2 separate regions of the Homo sapiens genome follow, and region 1 is linked to region 2. The links are chromatin contacts, found by Hi-C in ENCODE. All regions are on one chromosome and are shown on one strand. The core of a region is the stretch at or near the end of the contact, and the rest is flanking DNA. Distances in the headings are between cores, read along the strand shown.

Region 1 (5,106 bases), core at 117-2,616, 2.7 Mb after region 2:
CAAGATGAAAATACCAGGCACTTGCTTTAAAATTACTAATAATTTCAAGACCGTTAACACTAGAACATTAAACCAAACATTCAGGACCCTTCTAAGCGCAGAGGCCATCAAAGCTAGCCCTGGTGACAAGCTCAGGTCTCCGGATCTAGAGACTAGGAGACGTCGCCCGAAAGCTGGCCAAACCCTCGCCCTCACTGGGAGAGGCCCCAGGAGGGCCCAAGAAGGCCACGAGCCCTCGCTCCCATCCCTGCCCTCAGGAGCGGGCGGAGGGAAGCTCGCAGCTTTCCCAAGGAAGTGCAGGCTGCAGGGAATGAAGTTCAGCTCGGACCCTGAGCCTCTGAGCCCGAGACAGCAAGGTCATTCAACCCACACGTCCCCACCCAGCCAGGGCGAGGATCAGAGATGTGGCAACTCCCGGCCTTGGACTCAGGCTTGTTACTCATAAACCCGCAGGAGGGGGCAGGAGGGGGCAGGAGGCGGCGAGCGCGCACCCTGGACCCGCGGCCGGGGGCGGAGAGGCACCGCGAGGACAGAGGGACTAGCGAAGGTCTGCAAATCCCGGAGGGCCAAGGGAGCGTCAAAGGGGACAGCGGAACCGGAAAAGCTTTGACAGAAAGACGCGTGTATTAGGGAACGTCTGCAAAGACCGCGGCGGAAAGCCAGGGATTGTCTTAAAAAATTGTCAGACCGGATAAAGGGAGGTCTAAAAGGGGACCGTCCCAAGAGCAAGGCTTCCAAAAGCTAAGCCCGGAAGGACGGTATGGAGGTCTACTGGGACGCTGGGCACCCCTTAGGGCAGAACCGACTGGAGCTGCGGCCAGCGACAGAAGAACGGCTCCAGCTGGACAGGGGAAGCAGTGGGGAGAAAGGAGGCCCTTGGGCACTGTCTGAAAAGTGCGATGCCAAATGATCTTTAGGGACAGACAGTAAATTATATCCCTTGCTAAAATACCTCTCGGTAGCGAACCACCAAACGTTTCTTTTTTAAGCCCCGCCTCTCAGCCGTTACGCCTAGTTCGGCTGTCTCTGATTCAGGAAGCTGGCAGTTCCCACTTACTCCTCCCCAGCAAGAGCTAACAGCCCTCCTTGGGTGTGCACTTTCTCCTCCCCTCAGGCACCTCGCGCATTCTCCCGCCTACCTATCAATCATCGTGCTCCGCTGTCCAGTTGGCTGGCCAAGGGGGCGGGGCCGTCGTGTGACGTTTGCAGCCCGCCGGCCAGGAAGCCGCGAGATGCGTGACGAGCGAAGCGCGTGACGGAGGAGCGGTTGGCCAACGCAGTGGCGGCAGTCGGTGTAAACAAGGCCTCGCGCCGCTGCGGGTCCTGCGACCGCTCCTGGCTGGTGGGTGGTCTCGCGTGGGGCGGTTACCGCCGGCTTCAGTGGGAGGTGCTTCTCGGCTTCCTCCCCCTCATGGCGTACACACCCCCGGCGCACCACGTGGGCGTGAGGCGAGGAAGGAGGGGTGTTAGGCCAAATTCTATTTTCATTGGCTGTCACTGCTGCCGGCCTTTGTAAGGGGGCGCTCTGATTGGTCGATAAGGTGGGGGCGTCGAGGGTCTTTGAGTCCTAAGGCTTCTAATTGGTTAGATGAGATAAGCTAGTGAAGCGCTTTCTTCCGAGAGGGATTTCGATTGGTCGGTCAGAGAGGTTACCTGGAAATCCAACACCGCCCAACACCCCTCCCGCTCCCCAGTCCGGGGACTTCGATAGGTGAGTTTGGTGTAGAAAACAAATCTTTCTTCAGTTGGTGAGCTAGGGTAGCGCACTACGGTTCACTCTTGCTTTCTTTGCTTCACAGGATTGGAGAAGGTTTGTGTTCCCGACGCCTTGGTAGTTGGCATAGGCTAAAGAAAAGGGATCTCAGCCCCGAGGAAGGGTCACCCTCCTAGAGATAGCTACTACCCCGTCTCAGGAGACCCTGGTATTTCTAGAGCACGCTTTGCTTTCACCAAACCCAAGGAGGTGACAGGAGGAGCCCCCGCACAGGACCTAAGAATGCTGTGACCAGAAGATGGGATCGCGGAACAGCAGCAGTGCAGGATCCGGGTCCGGAGACCCCTCCGAGGGCTTGCCCCGAAGAGGGGCTGGCCTGCGTCGGAGTGAGGAAGAGGAAGAAGAGGATGAAGATGTGGATCTGGCCCAGGTACTGGCCTATCTCCTCCGCAGGTAACTTACCCTCTGGTGTGACCCCCAGCAGGTGCTACCACAGTGCCTTGATCCCAACTCCAGGCAGGAAAATTACAGAGGTTAGGAAATGGGATTCGCTCAGGACAGCTGTTCTGTTTGAGCTGAACAGCCTTTCCCTGCTGGGCACCCATGGCACTCAGCTCCATACCCAGTAAGAGTGGTTCTTACCTAGGGAGGGTCACCAAGAGGACCTGCTCATGTGTTTGAGGGGCTATTCAAGGGAGCCTGTCTCTGTGACTACACAAATATAGTCTATTTTCCAAGTAAGCTTGAAAAAAAAAAGGGGGGGGTCCTAGTGGGAAAGGAGTGATGTAAGGGGTGAAGAGATGGGAAGGGAGTGTTGAACTTTTTAGTAAGGCAGTTGACACATGATATGAGGCCACTTCGATTTACTTGAAAAACAAGTTTAATTTGCCCTGACTCTAACCTGTTCTTGAGGAAAGAATGCCTTGAAGGGAGAGACCACCTGGAATTGACTGGAAAAGGGTGCAGCTGGCTTTCTTTCTTTGCTTATGGCTCTTTGAGGAGAAGATGGGTTTGGGGGTCCCTTCAGAATATTGTATTCTTTTTTGTTTGTGTTTTGTGTTGTTTTTAGTAGACATAGACAGGGCTCACTGTGTTCCCCAGTCTGGAGAACGGGCTATTCACAGGTGTGATCAAGTGCACACCACAGCCTGCAACTCCTGGGCTCAAGCAATCCTTGCCTCCCAGGTAGCTAAGACTACAGTTGCACACACCACCGCACCCAGCTTAGAATATTGTCTTCTGTGGTGGACTTCTCAGGCAGAGGCTCAGAAGGAAATGCTGTGAGGATGTTTAGCTTGTTGGGAGGTCAACTTAGTAGGTCATGTCCACAGCGTATTGGTCTTGCTCTTGTTCTAAGGAAATGATGTTAGAATGTTTAGCTCGCTGGGAGGTCAACTTAGTAGGTCACGTCCACAGCATGTTGGTCTTGCTCTTGCTGTAAGAGTAAAACTCTCTTTCCTACTGTGTTTTATAGGAGACCAAAAATAACAGCCAAGGTCTAGTCAGCCTCAAACCTCAAAATGAGTACCAAGTGGTCTAAGAGCTAGATAGCCATTGACTCTGAATTTGGTTGGTTTGGGGGAAGAAGTCCCCTCCTTTATAATGGGGGTCTCTCCACAGAGGCCAAGTGAGGTTGGTGCAGGGAGGAGGTGCAGCAAATTTACAATTCATTCAGGCCCTCTTGGACTCAGAGGAAGAGAATGACAGAGCTTGGGATGGTCGTCTTGGGGATCGATACAACCCACCTGGTAAGAGGAAAAGCCCCTAATGTTGGAAGACTTTTACTAGAAAACCTTTTAGTGATATTTTGAATGATAGGTTACATTGAAAGAAGGTACGATAATTTAAGGAATAAGGAGTCCTTACAGCCCCAGTATATTCAGCCACAGGGGTGGGCTTGGGTACAGTTCTGCTAACTGTCCTCTGAGGCTGGCAGACCTAGGATGAAACTTCTCCTTGGTACTCACAGTGGATGCTACCCCTGACACCCGGGAGCTGGAATTCAATGAGATCAAGACACAAGTGGAACTGGCCACAGGGCAGCTGGGGCTTAGGCGGGCCGCCCAGAAGCACAGCTTTCCTCGAATGTTGCACCAGGTAGGCCTCTCCACCTCCCAGCCTGGCAGCAGGCCTGCCAAAGCAGCCAGAAGCTCTGCCAGCCCCAGAGAAAAAGGAAGTCAACTTTCCAAAGTAGAAGCCTCAAGCGCTGGGGCTGGAGAGTTAACCAGCCTCCATCGGAGTTCTGTGGGACAGACTATGATGTGTGTGTCCATTTCTATAACAAGAGCAATATCTTTGGAGGAGGGGGCTTGATATGGCTGAAGTGGCCCTCTATTTCTGCTAGCAATATTCCCCAATCCCTTCCATTTAGAGAGAACGGGGCCTCTGCCATCGGGGAAGCTTCTCCCTTGGAGAACAGTCTCGAGTGATATCTCAGTGAGTATGGGGCTTGGTGAAGAGACTCTAAGGGCCAGATAGGTCTTATCTCCTAAACTTTGAAGGGGTAGGTGTTAAAGGAGCCTCAGAGATATTAAAGGTTAGGTTAAATGGGGTTGAAACTTTGAGAGTAAACAAAGTAGAAAAGTGTAGAAAATTGTAGAAATTTAGAGGATGGTGGAATGGTTGAAAGACGGGATTGCACTCACAGCCAAAAGGGAAGAATGACTGTTCTGATATTCCAGCTCTGTTAGGATTCTGCTGATTGGGACACTCCTTATCCTGAGCACCCCTCACCCTCACTTTCTCTCTCCTTCCCTAGCTTCTTGCCCAATGATCTGGGCTTCACTGATAGCTACTCTCAGAAGGCTTTCTGTGGCATCTACAGCAAAGATGGTCAAATATTCATGTCTGCTTGCCAAGGTACCAGACCCTGGTCCTATAAACTATCTTTTCCTGGAACATGGGACATTCCCCCTGACTGAGGCTAGAAAGCCACAGACGGGGAGCTCAGACCTGGCTTAAGGATGCTTAGCCAGACCATGTTTCCCATGATAAAGGGAAGACTCCACAGGTACACTGAGTGGGAGATGTCTAATCTAGAAAAGTTACAAGGAAACTGTCCCATAATTCTGCCTGATCTTTACTTACACAGACCAGACAATCCGACTCTATGACTGCCGATATGGCCGTTTCCGTAAATTCAAGAGCATCAAGGCCCGCGACGTAGGCTGGAGCGTCTTGGATGTGGCCTTCACCCCTGATGGGAACCACTTCCTCTACTCTAGCTGGTCTGATTACAGTGAGTATGCACCAGGCTTCCACTGACTCTCCAGCCTGGGACCTGAGGTTTCCATGTGCCTGTCCCCTCTGAGCCAGGATCCCTCACTTTGTCCTGGGAAAATCACTCCCAAAGTGCTCCAGTACCCTTGTCCCCTGTTTGATCTCTTCCCTAG
Region 2 (5,603 bases), core at 2,863-5,362:
AACAAAAAAACCTTTCTCTATCCCACTCCAGAGATAAAGGAGCTATTAAGAGCTGAGTGTGAGTGGAAGTAATCCACTGCCTGACTGAAATAACAGGAAATGCCTATACAGCTGGCTCTCCTTATCTGTGGATTCAACTGTGTACTGAAAATTAAAATGGCCAAACATTTTTCTATGTCATTACCCCCTAAAAAATAAGTATAACTATTATTTACATGCACTTACACTATATTCGGTATTATAAGTAATCTAGAAATAAAAAATAATGGGAGGATATACATAGGCTATGCAAATATGCCATTTTGTTATCAGAGACTTGAGCATCCTTTGATTTAGGTATCTAGGTATGTCCTGGAAGCAATCCCTGACAGATACTGATGGAAGACTGAATTTTTTTTTTTTTTTTAAAGAAATGGGCTCTCTCTCACTATGTTGCCCAGGCTGGTCTTGAACTCCTGGACTCAAGCAATCCTTCCACCTCAGCCTCTGGAGTAGCTGGGATTATACAGGCATAAGCTACTATGTATTTTTTAAAATCCTTCCTGAGCCACAGAACATAGCTGTTGAATCTTAATAGAACAACCCAGAACAAGAAACTAAGCCACCATAAAAATCTGCAAAGAGCCAGAAAGCTCCACTCAAGAGAAGCACTGACACTTTAATTCATTAGTTTCTTCAAAGGCATAAAATTTCTTTGGGGTCAGTCTTCCACTACCCCAATCCTGACAGTTGGTGTATGCTCACAAGAATGTGAGTATTCCTTCTGAAAACAAATATTTTTGACATTTTATGGAATTCTTCAAGAAAAAAGGCAGATGAAGTCAAGGTCCACTCATATCAGAATGTCCCAACAGGTAGGTCTCAAATGATATACAGATATGCCTGGATATTGTACCACTCAGCCCTCAAGGCAGCTGGAACCCTGGGATGGTAGATAACCTCTTTTGTTTCTCCCAATGACCAGCACTAATCATATTACTTGGTTAAAAATAATCGTAATCATGAAAAGGCTGGCAATCCCTGAAGAAGGATCTAGTAGGCATAAGAGGACAAAGAAACATGCAGCCCATTTCCAGGAACCACCACTACCACCTGCGATATTCTAATAATACAGAGAAGGTGCTGCAAATCCTTTCTGCTCTTAGCAGCTCTCACTTAAAACATAAGAGGCAAGACTGGATCTAGACTCAAACCTCCAGGAGTCATAAAACAATAGTACGTTCTAAGGTCTCCTGTTGATTTTTGACTGACTCCATTTTCCCATCTCTAAAATGACACGATTTACTTAGATACAGGGCTTAATATTTTTGAAATTTCTATTCAGTTAAAAGTACATGGTAACTACAATTGTTTTTAGGACATAAGTTATGAAAATTATAATTAAAAAATATTTTATTTGCAATAGCCTCAAAATATGTACCTAACTGAAAATTAACTTGCAGATAGGTAAGGTTAATTCCTATTCTTATTTTTAAAAAAGGGAAGAAAAAGCTTAGTAGCCTATCAGTTCTCTACAACCCTGTGTACTTGTATTTGGACTGCTGGAACTACCAGGTTCAACCACTACAGCTTTTAAGGGCTTATAATCAAGAGTATTTAAAATTAAAAGTGGGTTTGGAGCCCAAATCATTTTTTAGTTAATTTTAGTCATAACAGTTTTTTTTTTTAAGATGGAAGCTGAAAGCAAAAGGCTTGGGATTTATTTTTTTTTTTTTTAATTTATTTTTTAAAGACGGGGTCTCATCCAGGCTGGAGTGCAGTGATGCGATTACAGCTCACTGCAGCCTCAAACTCCTGGGCTCAAGGGATCCTTCTGCCTCAGCATCACAAGTAGCTAGGACTATAGGCACACACCACCATGCCTGGTTAATTTATTTGCCTTTTTTTTTTTTTTGTAGAGACGGGGGTCTCATCATCTTGCCCAGGCTGGTCTTTAACTCCTGGCCTCATGTGCTGGGTACAGGCATGAGTCACGGTGCCCAGCCAGGTTTGGAATTTTTACCATTAACTTCAACTTATTCTATTTCAATCCCAGTTTTCTTATTAAAAAAAGGAAAAGGTGTAAAAGAGAAAAGTTATACAACACACCTATATATCCCACTATCTTTCTGCTATATCCAGGAGGATAAGCGACTAGATTTAACCCAGAAAACTACTATCTCTGATTAAGTGTATCAGAATGAAAGCACTGTAGGGTGAAAAGACTGCATACACAAAGAACTTCTACAGGTGGGTTCTGGACACATTAACACAAAAGCAGAAAGTCTTATTCAAGTAAGTTTTTCATAATAGCCACAGGTTTTGTTAACTGGTACATTTTTACATAGATTTGGCTCATAACTTTACACCATCAGTGTCTTATCAATATCTAACATTCTCCCAAGATGATGTCATTAAGGTAGTAAGAGGGCCAAGATAAACTTTAAAGATTTTTGAGATACAAAAAAAAATGGTGGGTGGGAAATAACTTTCATGGATTTAAAGACTATCAGTTTTATTAGGTTTGCCAACCTGTCTTCAGGCCACAGTTAATTTGTCATGTAGAGGAAGTGAGAGCTATAGATTAGTTTTCATGAATGGTATAGAGAGAATGAAATTATTTGATGAATCTGAATCACTGGGACTAGAAACAATTTTCATACCAAAGGTTCACAGTTTCAGGGTTTATGGGTACAAGAGAGGGCTTCGGATTTTTAGTACTTACTGATCATTAGAAAGTATCAAGGTTTTAAAATGTTTTTCTAACATCGATTATGTTTGAATAATATGACACTGAGAGAAGCTGCAAAAAATCATTTGGTAGAAATTAATCAAAAAATTAAAAAAAATAAAATGTTCAGTATTCATCTAGCATTTAGTTCTTATTTTTCCTTTTCATAAAATGCAAGAGAATCAATTTTATTTTCAATTATCTAATGTATTTAGCCCCAAAAGATGAAACATGCACAGACAGCTTTAATATGAATGGCAAGGAAACGACCAATTTTAATGGCTTGGTTTTAGTAGATGACCAGTTTGAAAGATAATTTACAATGCTGAAATGAGAGCTGATCATTTTTCTCAAAACGTTTTTCAGGTTAAAAAAAAATCTTTATTAGCTGTATCTTCCCTTGATGACAGGGTTCAGGGGCAAGACTTAAGCTAGCCAACTCAGACTGCATCACAGAATGCAACCAAATGTTTGCTCAATTAGTAAGTTAACATCATAAAAATAAGTTTTAACTGTGGACGTTTTTAGAGCAGCAAAACTGCCGAATCTTTAAAAAACTGGGAACTGCCACAGCTCTTTTAATGAACACGTGCCCCGGATACGCTACCAAGGAACTAATAAGGTTTTAGGCATCGTTTTGTTTTGTTTTGTTATTACTAATGCCTGCAGGCTTTCAGCGTTAGGTCCCTCTCTGTAACCCACAGCAGGGCCTAGAACATGAGGCGGTTGCGCGTGAGCAGTATTTCTTTTTTTAACTCCAGCAAAAGCCCCGCAAACGATAAACGCTAAAAGCCCGATTGACATCCTCCTTGCCCTTCCATCTCTCCTTTACGAAGACGGTTATAATCCTGGCGGGACCAGGGGTGGAATATTGTGGTTCTGGAGGGACAGAGCGAGTGCGTGAGAACACGGCAGGGGAGGGCAGCAAGACGTGACCACGGAGTAGGAGGGAAGGATGTTGCCTCTTCTAGGGCGGGAAGAGACTGCGAGAGGTGCTGCTATGCATGACCAAGGCTGGCACGCGGGGAAGATGGTGATGGCCGCAGGACAGGGTGAATGCGGGGGATTCCCTGTTAAGGGGCAGCGTTCGTGGCCGCCTCCGGTGAATGATTCGGGAGCAACGAAAAGGGTGAGGCACAGAACCCGGGAATTCCTGACCGAAAGAGAAAAAAGGGCGCCGAGAAACAGGGTTATTATGGGATGGCTAAGGGGGCTCCCTAGGAAAAATTACAGGATCTTCCTCACCCGCCAATTGCTGTACAGTCTCTTCACTCGCCGATAATAAGCGTCTTTGTCCAGAGTCACAGCCATAGCCCCGGACGCCGCTTCTCCTCGGGTTCCGAGAATCACGCGAGGTCCCGGCTCAGCCACCCGCTCTCGGCCCAGGAATCCCGCACTCTCCCAATGACCCGGAAGTATCGACCTCAAAGATGCCCTTTCCGCTTCCGGGTCCCAACAGCGTTAGGTTTTTTTTTTGTTTGTTTGTTTGTTTTGTTTTTTTCCAACCCTCTTTCGGATGGACGGGGGAAAGAGAGAAAGAAAAACGAGGGAAAATCAACAAAATGTGCGATGCAAAGAGTCGATTTTCGCGGGGTTTGTCAACTTCGCCACTGCCGCACGCGAATCGACGTCGTCACGTGACGGTCTGCCTCCGCCCTTATTAACTCTCAGCCCAGCGGCGGTTTCCAGGACCTCAGACTTTTTGCCGAGGCGGCAGTCCCTAGACGAAGCGAAGGAGGCGGCGCCTGCCCCGCCCACAAGAGCTGCCGCGCGCGGGTGTTATAGCTCCACCCCATCTGCAAAGGAAGGGGGAGCGGAAAGAGCGGGATCTAGCGTGGGATAAAAGTGGGACTACTACAGTGTAACTGGGCATGCGCCCCTCCTAGAAATGATGGGAATGCAAAAGCCCTTGACTGCTCCAGGACTCGAGGGATCCTCGGTGCCAGGATGCTGGGTCAAGCGCTCCGCCGGGACAGAGGACTCATACCAGGGAAATGGAGCCCAGCCTCGTGATAAACTACGACCCAAGCTGGGGGAGGAACCTAGTTTTCGAAAGGAAAATAATATGCGCAAGCTTTAACTGAGCAGTGGGATGGTGTAAGTCAGAGGAAACAGATGACTTGAGGGGCTCTACAAACTTTTAGTTCCTTCCCACAACCCCACCCCCTGAGCCCAAGTCGCGGCAGCATCCTTCCAGTCGGCCAGTCCCCTTGCTGCAGTTCATGAAAACTGGCACTATTCTATGGCTTCCCCCAAATAACCGTTACTTCAGTTAATTAGAAACAAAACATAAATGGTTCCTGATGACATTCTTGCTCCCTGTCTCTTCTAAAAACTTGGAGTTTGAATCCAGAAGTTTGCCTACCTACCATTTACCTTAAATAATTCCCTTGCCTTTAGCCAGCTGGACAGTCTACATTTGTATATACCCTTTAGAGGAGTACAGATGACTTGTCTGCTGTAAGGCAATTTAGTATAAACAGTATTGAACTTAAGGAAAGTGGTGCTGAAATTACCCACCATTAACAACTCAAAATCAATACACTGGGTTTGAGCAAACATAGAACAAAGGAAGAGTGGAAAAGGATTAACTTAAATTTATTAATGCCAAGGGGAAAGAAGGTAACAGTTCCTGACCCTCCAGCTGTATCCACAGTTCGGCCAGGAACAGGCTCTGCCAGAGGCTAGGGCCAGCGCTACATAGTCTGTGGTTAATGGAGGTGACTAGGGAGGGGTGAGCACACCAGCTGCTCTAGTCTCCTTTCCTTCCCCAGAAATGAGGAAGTGGTCATGTATTATTTTAGGAGTTCCCCTGCCCACCCAATCCTCTCATAATTGGGAGCAATCAGGTACATTTTTTTTTTTTTTTCCTTTTCACCTCCTGGAGTCCTGG

The links. A loop is a pair of places that touch in the nucleus more often than their neighbours do. Pooled maps may share reads with other maps.
Region 1: a pooled map shows a loop between it and region 2 (22-fold over the local background). The contact joins the promoter of NRL here to the promoter of SUPT16H in region 2. A Hi-C loop is called at or near these places in 7 of 50 pooled maps.

The regions. Positions count from the first base shown.
Region 1 is chr14:24,113,583-24,118,688 of GRCh38, forward strand. It overlaps NRL (neural retina leucine zipper), which reads right to left and starts at 1,367. Exons shown (of 3, transcript NM_001354768.3): 1 at 1,140-1,367. DCAF11 (DDB1 and CUL4 associated factor 11) reads left to right here and starts at 1,195. Exons shown (of 15, transcript NM_025230.5): 1 at 1,195-1,711; 2 at 1,800-2,167; 3 at 3,335-3,462; 4 at 3,684-3,811; 5 at 4,086-4,150; 6 at 4,473-4,573; 7 at 4,806-4,952. The coding sequence starts at 2,013. RefSeq lists enhancers at 448-1,163, 745-884, 1,125-1,274.
Region 2 is chr14:21,379,907-21,385,509 of GRCh38, forward strand. SUPT16H (SPT16 homolog, facilitates chromatin remodeling subunit) reads right to left here and starts at 4,113. Exons shown (of 26, transcript NM_007192.4): 1 at 3,956-4,113. The coding sequence starts at 4,021. It overlaps CHD8 (chromodomain helicase DNA binding protein 8), which reads right to left. Exons shown (of 38, transcript NM_001170629.2): 38 at 5,293-5,603. It overlaps LOC107984643 (a long non-coding RNA gene), which reads left to right and starts at 4,367. Exons shown (of 2, transcript XR_001750627.2): 1 at 4,367-4,807.